Linked DNA regions of Homo sapiens: region 2 is linked to region 1. The links are chromatin contacts, found by Hi-C or POLR2A ChIA-PET in ENCODE. All regions are on one chromosome and are shown on one strand. Each heading gives the region's core, a stretch centred on a gene start or an enhancer-like site at or near the end of the contact. The rest is flanking DNA. Distances are from core to core; before and after follow the strand shown.

What was found. A loop is a pair of places that touch in the nucleus more often than their neighbours do. ChIA-PET counts read pairs that join two places held with the same protein, here RNA polymerase II (POLR2A). Pooled maps may share reads with other maps.
Region 2: a pooled map shows a loop between it and region 1 (4-fold over the local background). The contact joins two enhancer-like sites. A Hi-C loop is called at or near these places in 7 of 50 pooled maps. POLR2A ChIA-PET finds 5 or more read pairs at or near these places in 2 of 52 experiments (activated CD4-positive, alpha-beta T cell and activated naive CD4-positive, alpha-beta T cell).

Annotation. Positions count from the first base shown.
Region 1 is chr10:62,431,809-62,438,730 of GRCh38, reverse strand. It overlaps a transcript of ZNF365 not described here. Among named protein-coding and RNA genes, the nearest start is that of ZNF365, 61 kb to the right of the region's middle. Within about 2 kb of position 5,415, at least 7 of the 41 ENCODE cell types and tissues checked have a DNase peak (open chromatin) inside an H3K27ac peak, as active enhancers do.
Region 2 is chr10:62,632,686-62,639,793 of GRCh38, reverse strand. All of the region lies in intron 1 of LOC105378327 (a long non-coding RNA gene), which reads left to right. Among named protein-coding and RNA genes, the nearest start is that of ADO, 170 kb to the left of the region's middle. RefSeq lists enhancers at 1,653-1,882, 1,893-2,132, 2,423-2,512. Within about 2 kb of position 2,278, at least 20 of the 41 ENCODE cell types and tissues checked have a DNase peak (open chromatin) inside an H3K27ac peak, as active enhancers do.

The DNA.
Region 1 (6,922 bases), core at 4,166-6,665:
AAAGCACCCGGAGTAAGGCACAGTGTGCCTCTGAATCTTCTGCTTACATAAGAGAATAGCAAAGGCCTTAGATAAGGGAGTGACTTGATCTAATGTTATATCTCTTCCTTAATGCCAGTTATTCTGTATCTGCCCTTCATGTTTTTTTCCTTTATCTATCTTGTTAACACTCAAAATTACTTTATGTATGTGTTTGTTTACCTGGTTTTTGTAGTCTTTCCCCTTTCAATAAAAACTCTATGTGGCTGGGCATGGTAGCTCATTCCTGTAATCCCAGCATTTTGGGAGGCCAACGCGGGTGTATCACTTGAGGCCAGGAGTTTGAGACCAGCCTGGGCAATGTGGCGAAACCTCATCTCTACTAAAAATACAAAAATTAGCCTGGCATGGTTGCTGCGCCTGTAATCCCAGCTACCAGGGAGGCTGAGGCACGAGAATCGCTTGAGCCTGGGAGGCGGAGGTTGCAGTGAGCTGAGATAGAGCCATTGCACTCCAGCCTGGGTGATGGAGTGAGACTCTGTCTCAAAAAAAAAAAAACAAAAACAAAAACAAGAAAATACTGTATGAAAACAGATATAATATTCCTGTTCTCCATTGTATCTTCAGTCCTTGTCACAGGATCTGTGGACTCTCAATATTTATGAAATGAATGCATGAGTGAATAAATGCTCCTATCTGTTAACTAATTTCCCATACACAGTTACTTGAAATCTACAAAGCTGTCCAGCACCAGCTGTTATTCCAACAGGCCCATGCTATGCATCACGACAGAAGAATGATGTTGGATGTAGAGCGTGTTCAGCAAATAAAACTCATCAAACCAAATCTCACCAGGCGACCAATAAAAGAAAGATTAATACCTACATAATCAAGCCTGTGGTTTGTCTTACTTTAAAGTATGTGGATAGATTATCAGCTGTCACCCCCTAGTGGTAGAGAATATAATTATCAGGGCTGCTTGTTTCTGGTCAAAGGAAGGAAAAGAAGCCAGGAGATTTACAGAAAAGTGCATTTGCTACCAATCTCACAACCTTTAAATTGCATATACTATTCACACACACACGTACGTATATGTGTGAATTTAGAAGGAAAAAGCTTTATGAGTTACACCTTACTCTGATGATCTGGCTGTTTGTTAACTGCCTGGAAAACATAACATGAGATGTAAATAACTTGCTAAAAACTCGCTTTAAACTTTGTCTGCTTCCGTCATTACAATTCCTTATGAAATCCCTTCCTGAGAAAGAATTAAAATAGCTATTTATTCTCAAAGCCTCTTAGAGAAGAATATTGATTTCCTATTTAAAATTTGACATTTACTCTATGACGTGCGTAGAATTTCCAGAAAGCAAGGAAACCATGACGAAGTTACCCTAAAGCTTGATATAGATCAACTTTTTTAGATAAATTTCAGAAAACTACATTTTTTAAAGACAAAAAAAGTTAAATTCAGCCAAACTGCTACTTACAAATCATTAGTCGCAAAACAGCCAGTTGCTTAACTGAATTCAACCACATACATTTCCCTGCCTCCACCCAATCCTATTTTCCAAAACACCCACAGACACATATATTTGTATCTATGGGTATAGATTGTGGAAGACTTTAAAATAAACCATCCAAAATGATCTCTGATTCTGAAATCACTGGAAACAGAGAATACATTTCTCATACATACATTTAAATGTGGTATTTGACTCTCCCTCTTAGCTAGAGAGAGTTTATGTGGAATTTATAAGAAAGTTTATAGTCAGAAGTCCATCTGCTTATAGGTCTTGTTTGAAATGCTTGGTGTGTGTGTGTGCTAGCCACATTTTTTGGAGCACTCGTTGTTTACGGTGCATTGAGCTAGGCATTTAACCCTCCTAACCAACTTATGATATAAACAGTACTATCATAACCATCTTACAGATGAGCCTGCTCAGGCATATTAAATTCCTGGCACAATGTTACCAGCTACAGGGCTAGATCTTACTAGATCCCAATTGGTTGTCCTTCCATCATTAGCTTTTTCAGTTAATTGGCTCTGCTCAACAAGAAGCAGGAACTTAGTAAGTGCAATGATGTTGGTCATGAAGGGTGCTGGCAAGATTCAAAAGGCTTCAGGAAATATTCATTTCTTAGTGAATAAAAATTTCTTGGTGAAAATCTTCCTGCCTTAATGAAATAATGAACCTAATTAACAACTAAGGTCTTGTAAAGCATCAAAATTATCCTTTTTAGCATTATATTTTTATGTGTTATTACAAATCTGGATATGTTCTATAATTTTATTGTGTAACTAAATCTCAATTGTTATTTATTTTTTTGCCAGTGGCTTTTTTTTCTCCTAAATATAAAGAATGATTCCCTGTACCCTCTTTTAACTTCCCCAAAATAATCACTTAGTTTAATTAAGGGTTCTAGTTACTTTAGTACCAGTTAACCAACTTTTTACCCTATTTAATTTATATGGCTGTTGGAACTTTCCTATTTGTCTAGAAGAAAATTCCCATGGCCTGGAAAATTGCTTGCTTGCCTGGTGGGATTGCCAGTTACACGCTAATTATAGTATCTTTTATAATACATTAGATGGTGGTGGCTCCTTTATATATATATAAGTGAAACTCACAAAGACGTTCAGACCAGTGCATCAGTAAGGCTGAATAAGAAAGAAAAGTAACAGTCTTAAAGTATTACGGTATTACAAAAAAAACCAAATACCCATGAAGTAAAAATTTTGAAGAGTCTCAGGTGTGAAATCCTACATTCCAAGCATTAAGTTAAAAGGACAAAATACCACAGAACTGTCAGAATGGGTAGCCTTCTTTTGCACCAATGCTGAAATATCATTTTTTATACAACTAGTCTTTTGCTAGATATTTCAGATAATGACATCAAATTTGAGTAGGCTGTTTATCCACTTTGCCTATGGGGAAGAGACTGGTTTTTAAAAGAAATGAGTTTGTTTTCTTGTTATGGAAGAATTTAGGCATTGCCAGAAGTCTGGATGGAAATGTAGCTGTAAATATCCATGGTAAAAATAATATGCATGGTAGCTAAAAGAATGGATGAGAATTGGGATTGATTTTTCATTTCTGATGATCAAGCCATTATAGATCTCCCTTGATTGGGAACAAGCCATTTTTCCATAGTCTTTGTCAGATGATATTAAAAGTCTATGGTATCTTGCTATTATTGGCCGAGTGTTATCCTTTAATCTCCTGAAAATGGGCTACTAACATTCTGCAGCATTTAGGGTGGAGAGCCTTGCACTATTCCAGATCTCTAACCTTTTTCATCACTTAAACCAGAGCTAGTGTTGAATACAAAAGGACTCAGATAAATATATCTCAGGCATGTGTGAGGCAAAAAATGAAACCTTCTTCTTGGGAGTATTATTCAGAAGGTTAAGTTTATCAGAAAAAAATTTACCTCCAAACGCTAGACCTGGGTGCTGGTCTTGCCATTTCCTTCGTCAGTCCTTTATCCTCCCTGGACCTCAATTATTTCACCCACCAATGCAGAGACACATGCTCATCTGTGAGTGAAGAAGATCATGTCTAAATAGTCCTTCCCAAATCTCAGCAAGTCCTATAAACTAAGATCTTTCTTAGTCTGTCATTAGCCAGTCATTCTTTAAGTTGGTTTCTCTATTTAGTTTCCAAAATACCCCTTTCCACCCTCTGAAATGGTCTTATTTATTTGTCAGATTTTATTGTCTATCTCTGCTTCTGGAATTCAAGCTCCATGCATTCAGGAACCCATCTTGTTCATTGCTGTATCCAGAGGGTCTGAAACAGTGTCTGATGCATGGGAGGATTCAAGAAGTAATGTTGAAGACATGAATAAATAAGTTTCCTCAATAAATAATACTGAATACTAAAAGAAGAAATGTATGATTGATGAGTTTTCACTCTTCTGAATGAGGTTATTCTAATGTCCCTTGTTAGCAGATGACTTTGTGAGAAGAGATTAAAACAGCTTAAGGAGGCTGCCCAGAGCTTGCACTCTGCAATGACAACACTAATTTTGTTCTGATTTCCAGTATACTTCCTTGCTTAGGGGAGAAATGTCCTATTTCACTGTCCTTCTGAGGCAGGCTTTCCTACTTCAAGTGGAGCCGGTTCCGTGCAGTCTTCCAAGTAGGTAAAGTCATTGACTGCTTTCAGTGCTTTCCCTGCTAGTCTCAGTCCCACCGACATCTAATTATATTAATATGCCAGAGAGAAAATGCAAGAAGGCTCTTCATTCTAGGATGAATGAATTGTTCAGGCCCTTCCTAAGAGGAAGTATCAATTTAGAGCAGGGACAACACACAGTCCTTGAGCACCTGAGGTTAAGTATACCCACAAACGTTTGTAAGCATTGTGATAAAGTTGCACATTAGCCCCACCAAAACCTCTCCACCCATCAGTTGATTTGTTTTTCATTTGATTGTTGTTTCTCCAATTTACAGGGAGAAAAAAAAAATAAGGTTTGCTGTGTTGAAGCACCACTGAGCAATCTTAGACCCGAAGCATATCTTACTGATTATCTAATTCAATGTTTCCCAAACTTGTCTGAACAAAAAAATCACCCAAGGTGCTGGTTAAAATATCAATTCTCAGGCCTCACCCTGCTGATTCGGATTCCGACAGGTTTGGGTGAGGCCAAGTGCATTCAGATTTTTTTAACACGTGCCCCAGGTGATCCTTATGTTCAAGCAGGTTTAGGAAACACTAACACACACATTTTCATTTACTAGCAGAAGAAACTAAGTCTGAGAAAGCCCTGAAAGTACATCTGGGTCACACAGCTCACTAAGAATCTTCAGTTCCTGGACCTGGATTCTTTCCCTTGTACCAGCCTGCCTCCACTAAATCTCCATCCCACTAAAAAACTATAAAAATACACACAAGGAAACTAAGCACCCCCAAAACGCCTTAACTTCCTCTGTATTTCCAAATGAAAATGTTAGCTGACTTATTTCAATATTTCCTTGTTGTGAAAACATTTTTTTTAACTCCAATCATAATGTGTGTTTGGCCTGGATTGGGGTCCAGGATTTAAAGGCAAGCTCTACCGATGCCATCTCAGGATGCTCTCAACCTGACTTGGAGCTCTGTGGAGTTGACCTTCTGCTTCTTAAATCCAAATCTGGATCGTCATCAAGTATCACTTGGTTTATCTGGTGAGTAAAGAATCCAGCGAGGTAGGTGTTCAGAGCCACTTTTTCATCATCAGGAACTAAAAGCAATTACTAATCTGTTTTCACTAATGCAGTCCATCTGTGCATGAGCAATTTGTGTGGTTTTCCTAAGAAGGACATCATATTCTCTGTTTTTTTAAATGCTTAATACTTGCAATCAGAGGGACAGAAATATCCAGCCAGCCCCAATTCTTATAAAACAGAGCTGAAAGCAGGTGATTCAGCTGACTTTAGATGACTCAGCCCGCCTCGATGGCCAAAGTTGGTGAGTCATTTGTCTACTGTCTGAGAGAATTCATTTCAGGAACCCAAATTTCAGGGGCCTCCAAAACTCATTAAACTGTTTAGTAACTCATTACTTCTATTGGAGTTATTGTAGCCTTTCCTTTACCTCAGTTTTTATTCCTGTTCAAACAAATCCAAATCAAACTTCATATCAAGCAGTAGGTTCTACAAGGAACAGTCCATGATCTAGGATGAATTTGAAGTTCCTTTTGGTTTGATTTCCCTGATAATCTGAGTTTTTAGGGAAAACCCAAAGTGTGGAGTGGTTTTGCTGTGGACAAATCCTTAAGTTTGTTAAATCTCATGATAAATGAAAAGTGAGAGGAGTTAATGCCTAATTTGGGTTTACTGGGAAAGATCTCCATGTACATTTTAGGGCTTTCAAGAGAATATTCTGGGGACTGAAACTTTTTCATATTATTTGAGATAAAGAAGTGGTCTTCTTCCTGATTTTCATCAATCTTACTGATATATTTGGAAATCTTTTAGGGCCTGATACTTATCCTAATTGGCTCTTGCAAAATTGCCCGTCTTCTGTCATTATAATAATGGTAATAGTTGCTATCATTTGTTGTGCATTTACATTTTACCCAACATCAGGCTAAACTGAAAATATGGAGGTATTAATATACTCACAATGGTCTTAAAAGGCAGTGGTCTTTTAAAAGATTTCAAGGTATTAATTGTTTAAGTAAGGGGCTTAGAAAAAGAACCCAGGAAATGTCAATGGTCAATCCATCTGTGCTAGGTTTGTAAATACTAAGGTACCCATTTCAGTGAAATTCTTCCTGGAAATCAGACTCCAAGACAGAAAAACAGAAGTCCCTCAAACTATAGGAGCAGCCCTGACCTGCTGTCATTCCTAAGGTTGCTTCCTGCTATGGAAGATTGAATTCAGGGTTGAATTAACAAAGTATTGGCTCAAATTACTTCTGAAGCACATGAGTAAAATGTCTGGGACCAAATGATGGAGACAATATGGGAAACAAGAAACTGCTCTCCTAAAAACTGCTCTCCTAAAATATCTTATTTGCCCCTCAGCTCCCAGCAATGCTAATCCGGACAAAGGCTGGACCCCTCACCTCCAGAGCCCATGTTCACAGGGCCACGGCTTGCAGGTTTAACCTGCATCCACTCATGAACAATACTGCTGGAAGTCTCAAGTGGCAGACAAATCACAGTAAACCAGACTAAAAAATAGCTTAAACATCTTCCAACACTTTATTTTTACAGATGTGAAAGCTGGGATCCCAAAAAGTGATTTGCCCATGCTCACAGTATGTTTTTGTGACCAACTGTAAGTTACCTCAGGTCTCTCATTCTTCTTTCAATACCAAACCCTGCCTTTGTCAGTTTTGGATCTCAATATCACTATTGGAGTTTCTATTTGCATTGGGTACTTTAAAAAAAAAAAGGCAAACAAACAAACAAACAAAAACCCAAATGCTATTTAAACCTCTCTACTTA
Region 2 (7,108 bases), core at 1,029-3,528, 200 kb before region 1:
AGAGAGAGAGAGAGAGAGAGGGGAAGATGGTGGTGAGAAATCATCCACCATCCTACTTAGACTCACAGATGCCCATGACAGTGGGGGAGGCTGGGAGCTTCATGATCATCGCATCCAGTTGTTTGTGGATATCCAAGGTTTGGTGAACAGAGGAATATGTTGCAGGGGGTGATGGGGGGCTGTGAGTAGGTTGGGGGTGACGCCAGATCTGTACATATCACTTCAGCACTCTGTTTTATGTATTGGGACTTCCGGTAAGGTTTTGTTTAAGAAAAGATTCCTGCTGCTAGAAGAAATGGTTAAAGACAATAGATCCAGCCCAGCTCCATGCATGAAGTCATCATGCAGCTTCTTCTCAGATCCCTCCAGTGACAGGGAGCTCATTACCATTCCATATTTGGTTGTAATAATATATTGTATAGAGCAGAAATCTGCTTCCCTGGGGCTCCTACCCATTTGTCCCAGTTCTGCTTTCTGGAGACAGACAGAAATAGTTTAAACCAATTTCCAGCTTTCAGCTCCATCAGAGCAGAAACTTTGTCAGTCTGGTTCTTTGGTGACTCTCTGGAGCAATGGCTGGCACAGAGTGGAAGCTTAATAAGTGATACTCGAATAAATTAATGAATGAGGAGCTTCATGTATCTGTTGTAGGATTACCATATGATTTAAGTCTTCAAGACTGGCACACCTAAGAGCTCACATGGTGGAAACCTCCTCACCCCTCCTCAACCTGGATCCTCTCTGTCAAAGGAGTTCTGGATGGAGAGGCGTATGCTAAGGATCTTTGGGCAAGGGGCAAGGACCCTTGGGATTTAATTTATCTACCAAGTGCTTCTGAAAAAAAGCTGTACAAAAAATGCACTGCATAAAAGCAACTTGATAATCCTGATGAAAGCAACCAGACCCTTATCAGGGAATGAGCTATGACCCTGGCATGAGGGTCAGACATCATCGATGGTCACCAATGTAGTAAGACTTGAGAGGCACTGGAAAGTCTCACCGGCTCCCGTGGTAAGACCAGAAACTTCACCATCAGAGAGTCATTACTTTGGGTAAAGTACTTCTCTCTCCTTTAAATGTAATTAGCGGACATAGTGAGTTGCCAATATCTTGGAGTGAATTCGCTGACCTAACTCTTTTCTTTAAGGATAAGGGACCTTAATGATGCTGGATTCTGGGGAAGAACCAGGCCTCAGAGAGAGAAGGGGCAAAATCTGCTGAGCTAGAGGGTGGAAGGAAAGTACATTTTGTTTAACTGGATAAATATTCAGGCCCCTGCAAGCTGCTTCAGTGTGGAAAAGACAATTTGGGGTGGGGGAACGGTAGTCTGGCCCCACATAAACCCTTTAAAATTGCAGACTCCCCCATCCCCCGCCACTGAGAGTCTTCCACATGAATTTGATGTAATGGGAGTAGCACACTCACACATTTTGGAAGATAAGAGCTGAATGTGTTTAAATAACTATCAGGCTGGCGGGAAAGATATCCAGGCTTGCCTGGAGCCACCTTTTCACCACAGAAGGGAAAAACCTAACCCTGACAAGCACGTGGCTGATTATTAGCCGTGTGATGAAGTGTTACTTCCTGTGCAGGACATTCGCATTTCTTGAGAAACTCTTTCTCAATCATAGTGAGTGATATTTTTAGAAAATGAAGGCCTTTGTTTTCTTCCTCTATGTGTATGCTCCCCGCTTCCCTTCACTTCCCCCAAGTCCCATACCCTACCCCAGAGAAGAGATTTAATGAGGGAGTGCATGTCCCCACATGGGGTGGGGGGAGGAGAGTGGGCAGACAATCAGAAAAATGCAATTTACCTGCCCTAGTAGAACTTGAATCACCATACAGACATCTCTTTCATAGTTTTTGCAGCCAAATGTTGCTTTCCTTTCTTGTTTTCCTTCCAGATAATGCAGCTAATATCTTTTCCTTGTGGGGTTGTATTTACTATTCTGAGATCACATTAACATTACTCATTTAACAATCTGCAATGTTTTGAAACCGACATGTCTCACCATATCCCAGAATGGGGTTTTTTTCTCCGCCTGATGCTTTGATTGATAAGGACCGCCCATGACCATGACCTTTAAGATGCATAGTCCAGAGGGCATGGGGTTTGGGCGAAAGGCGGCAAAGGCCTCCCTATCAGCAGGATCACTGTGAGCTCCTGCTCAACAAATGACAGTGCACACTTCACTGCAGATTGGATGCTTTCTGAACTGGTGGAGGCTCAGGAAGCTGCTCTGAGCTGCCCAGACTGAGCAACTGAAACTAAAAGTGAAGCCGTCAAACGCAGCTTCCTGAGCTTTCAGTTCTGGTTGATTTGATGGAGAGTGGGGTGCTATGTTCTCTAACTGTTTTATGGCAGGATCTGTGCACAGGGGTGAGAGTAAAGACTATTAAGAGATCATCCCCACCCTGAAGGAGTTTTCAGTCTAGCAGAGAGACAGACATGTAAATAAGTGTGGTAGATGCCTTCCGAAGATATATACACTGTGGCAGATCGGAGAAAGTGGGCAGTTCTCTAAGGAGGGGAGAGGAGTTGGGGGGATGGGGAAAGTTATAGAAGACTAAAGAGAGAATGCTTGGACTAGGCCTTCATGAAGAAGTAGGCGCTGTCTAGGTGGGAATGAAACGCAAGTGTATTTTTTTTTTTTTGCCTTTGCAAATACATTGAAAAGCATGATGCTCTGGGGGAACTTCTAGAACTCTGATGGCCAGAGTATAAGTTGGAGAGAAGGAAGGGGGAAGAGCAGAGATGAAATATAGGAGGCAGATCACAGAGCCCCCTGCAGGCCCTACAATGGGGTTTTTATTCTACCACATAGGCAATGGGAAGCTACTGGCTAGACTTTAAGTAAGGCAGAGGCTTATTAGACTTTCATTTTAAAAAGGTCGCTTGAGTATCTGTGGGGAGAATAAGCCTGGTTGAGACAGAAGGCAAGAAAAGTAGTTGGGAGGCTGTTAAAATAATTCAAGAAAGATGTGAAGTTTGCAAATAAGGGAGTGGAAGAGTGGAAGGATTAGAGAAGGAGAGAATTACCAAGATTTGGTGATTGGGTAGTAGAGGGAGAGGGTTGAGAGTTAAAGGAAAACGAGACATGTAAGATGCCACCCAGGATTCTGGTTTGAGTGACTATAGAAGACATGGAACGAAAGGGGTGTAAGACAACTAATTCTGTGTTGTGCATGTTGAATTTGAGATGCTTGTGGGACACCGAAGTGGAGAGGCCCAATGTGCAGTTGCTTATGTGGGTTTGACGCACAAAAGATAGGTCAGGGATGAGGAGAAAAACATGAGAGCCATTGGTGAGCAGGTGGCTGTTGAAAGCATGGCAGGGGAGGCCCTGTCCTGTGGGAAGGGCAGAAGGTCAAGGACAGTCCCTCAATTCGTCAACTCAAAGTTGTGGGCAAAGATGGAAGAGCCAGAAAGGGCAACTGCCAAGGAGAAGAGGAGAAATTTGTGTCAAGGAAGGCAGGAGAGAGGGTTTCAAGAGGATAAGACTGGTCCACAGTGTCACACGCTTCAGGGAGGCCAGTGAGACGAAGACTAAAAGCATGCACTGGATAGAGCACTTGGTGATCTTGATGCAGTGAAGCCACAGTGTGGCCCTGGGTGTGGAGGTGAAATTAGCATAGGTGGAAATGGGAGGTGAGTGAGTGGAGGCAATGCACGCGGAAGGCTTGCCCAGGAGAAGGAGGAAAGAGCTTCACCAAAATATTTAGAACTACTGATTTTGTCTGAAAGTTATTTCACAACCAAACAAGGCAGGGTAGTGTCATAGGACAAGAAAGGTGGATTTTGACTACTGAGAACTTCTCACTGTGTTGCAGGCCCTGGGCTGAGGGCTTTGGCATTACAGTCTTGAGTATTCTTTTATTGTATTCTGTCCTTTCATTTTCCTCCAAGATTTTGCAGCCACTCTCCCCTCCCTGCTCAGATTCTACCTCTGCTGTAGCTGGGCTTACACCGTAAGGGCATTTGAGGTCTAGATGAAATCTTAGAAATATAAGACTCTCTCAAAGTTTTTCAATAAGCAGGGCTAATACTAATAATCAATGCTAAACAGCAATCAACAATGTCATGATACCCTAATAAACCTTTAAAGAAGAACTTAGACAAGAAAGCTGTCAAAATGGAAATGGGGGTAGAGTCTTGGCCATGTCAGGGGAAACAAGCACAGAGACCCAGGGTGGTGAGCATGTGTCCTGGGAGGTGGTGGTGCCAGGTGTCCACCACGCTATGTGAGGCAGCCACGTTATTGTTTTGAACAGCGTATCCTCAACCTAGCCTCTTCTAATTGTATAATCACAAAGCTGTAATCACTGATTCCAAAGAGCTGGAAGCCTCAGACGATTGAAAAGTCAAAATGCAGATGTGACAGTAATACAGGAGACACACCTTCCTGTGTGCAGAGGTGGTGAAATGAGAGAATTAATGGTTGGAACAGTTGTCAGGGTTTCCAACTTCTCTAACTTGGAAGGAGTCATTAGGTGAATAAATAGCATACTCCCACTCACACCAGCAGAAGCCAGAATGACCTAGTGGGTAGATAGGGAGTAGCTGTAGTAATAGAACTTGTGTTTCCTCATTGAGTTTTTAATAGAGTTCAGGATCTATCTTTGCCCCTTGTCAGGGGCCACGTTCAGTCCCTCCCATCTCTCCTTCCAGCATCCTTCTTCCTTCGTAGAAAATGGCTTCTATATTTTAAGCCCAGAGTAAGTACCAGGCACAGCACTAAGCATACTGAATATATTCACTTACTTGCATTTTGCAGCCACCCTATGGGGTAGGTGACAACTATTATCCCCATTTTACAGCTGAAGAAACTGAGGTTTGAAAGATTAAGTAACTTGTTCAAGATACATTGCTAGGTGATGGCAAAGTCAGGATTCATATCTAGCTGTGTCTGAATTTTATACCTGTGCTTTTAATTGTTAAGTAACAAGCTATAGCCAAGATACAATCTTTGACTTTTGTTCTCAGTTGGCTGTTACTTCCTCTTAAAGTGTTACTTCCCCCCAATTTTTTTTTTTTTTGGAAACGGAGAGGACTTTAAGAATCTTGAATATTGTTCTGATATATAATGTATTCTTAAAAACATATGACAATCAAATGTATGGAGATCAAGCAATAAGACTCAGATCCTATTCAGTTAAGGGGTAGGAGGATTCCCAGAGATTTAAAAAATAGTTATAGAAATGCTGACTACGGCTTGCCTTTTGGATACTATATTTGACAATACAGTTCCAGAATTTCACCATGCTCTTTAATTTGTTCTTTGTCTTCATAATTGAACACACAATCAACCATCCTCCATTGAGCATCCAATTGAGGCTAAAGACTTGCCACTTATAGCACACTTGATGATTTCTATTTTTGTCTTAATTTTATTAAATTGATGAGACCTCTCTGCTTATTTTCACTAATACCAGCACTTTCTTTCCCTGTTTCCCAGTCATTTTTGTTAAATGCAATTACATATTCAGACAATTACATGAATCTCCCATTACCAACATGGTACTGCTGTTAAACTGAACAGTTTTGTGCAGCTCTTTATGGGAAAGCACCCAGTGTTCTTCGGTCAGCTAATGAATGAACTCTTGAACTCAGTATGCATGAAATAATTTAGGGGCAGGAGTATCTGTAGTATTGAAAGTGTGGGCTGTAAGAGAGTTAACACATGAAAATCAAGGACTCCAAATAGATCAGTTTAGCAAATATTTAAGGAACACCTACCATGTGCTCAGCCTTGTGGACGTAAAGAATTATCTGCCACTCCTTGATCCTTTTGAATGGGCCAGTTCGTAGGGGGTCATATTTGGGGTTAAGAGGAATGGCACCAAATTTTTTTTTGGTCAAACTTCCTAGGTGGCCACCACTTGGGTATTTTTCTCTTGACTCCAGGTACTGTGTTATTCCAGCCCGCTAAACAGTCTGAACCTACTTAGCCTGTCATCAGGGCAGATGAACTAAATAAGTGAAGACAATAGTAGGACAAGATGGGGCATGTAAAATAGAATTGGACCAACCCCCTAAATCTTCCCACTTTCTCTTTCCCACCAGCTGACTTTCTGCCACCATCACCCAAAGGCATAGGGTAAGGTTAGGTAGTGGAGAAGAAAGTCCTCCCAAGTGTGTACCTTTAAGATGACAGCATTTGGCGGGGTGCAGTGGCTCACGTCTATAATCCCAGCACTTTGGGAGGCCGAGGCAGGCGGATCACAAGGTCAGGAGATCAAGACCATCCTGGCTAATGCGGTGAAACCCCGTCTCTACTAAAAATACAAAAAAAAATTAGCCAGACGTGCTGGCGGATGCCTGTAGTCCCAGCTACTCGGAAAGCTAAGGCAGGAGAATGGCGTGAACCCAGGAGGTGGAGCTTGCAGTGAGCGGAGATCGCACCACTGCACTCCAGCCTGGGTGACAGAGCGAGACTCCGTCTCAAAAAAAAAAGATGGCAGCATTTTTTTCCTGATTTCCATCAGCTACTTCTACTCTACTGGTGTCTCTTTGGCACAGCCCAAGTTCAATAGATGGGTTAGAATTGGACATACTTGACTGTTCTGGTAGCCGATGGTCAGCTCAGGGAGCAGCCTCAGGCTGTGACCACCACCTTCACTTGGATCACCAGAGACTCAAAAGAAAAGCAGGAAGAGGTGACCCCACCCTCTTCACTGGTGAAAGATTGCACATACCTTTGGGACATCTAAAGGAGAATGTAGCCCTTTCAGAGCTAACATTACAGATCACGGCAATTTACTGGACTCGATGTACTCCTCATTCCACTAGGTTCCCTTAGGAATCATCATTTCAATTAGACCCATAAATCCTTTTCTCATTTGTCTGCAAAGACTATGAAACATGATGTCACTTTATTTCTTTTAAAGAAAGCGTTGACGACACAGGTGGTGACCCTAATGATGACATGGAATACCTTGACATCTTTCAGCCCCCCTGGTCATTTCAGTTTGGCCAGGAAATACAGCAGTGACTGGACACACGGGACCTTATGATGGGATTGTGAGTTCAGACACCCCCAGTGTTGGTCTTGTGCAAAGAGGAAACCAGGAGGAGGAACTGTTCATCAGCACCCATGCACACCCACGC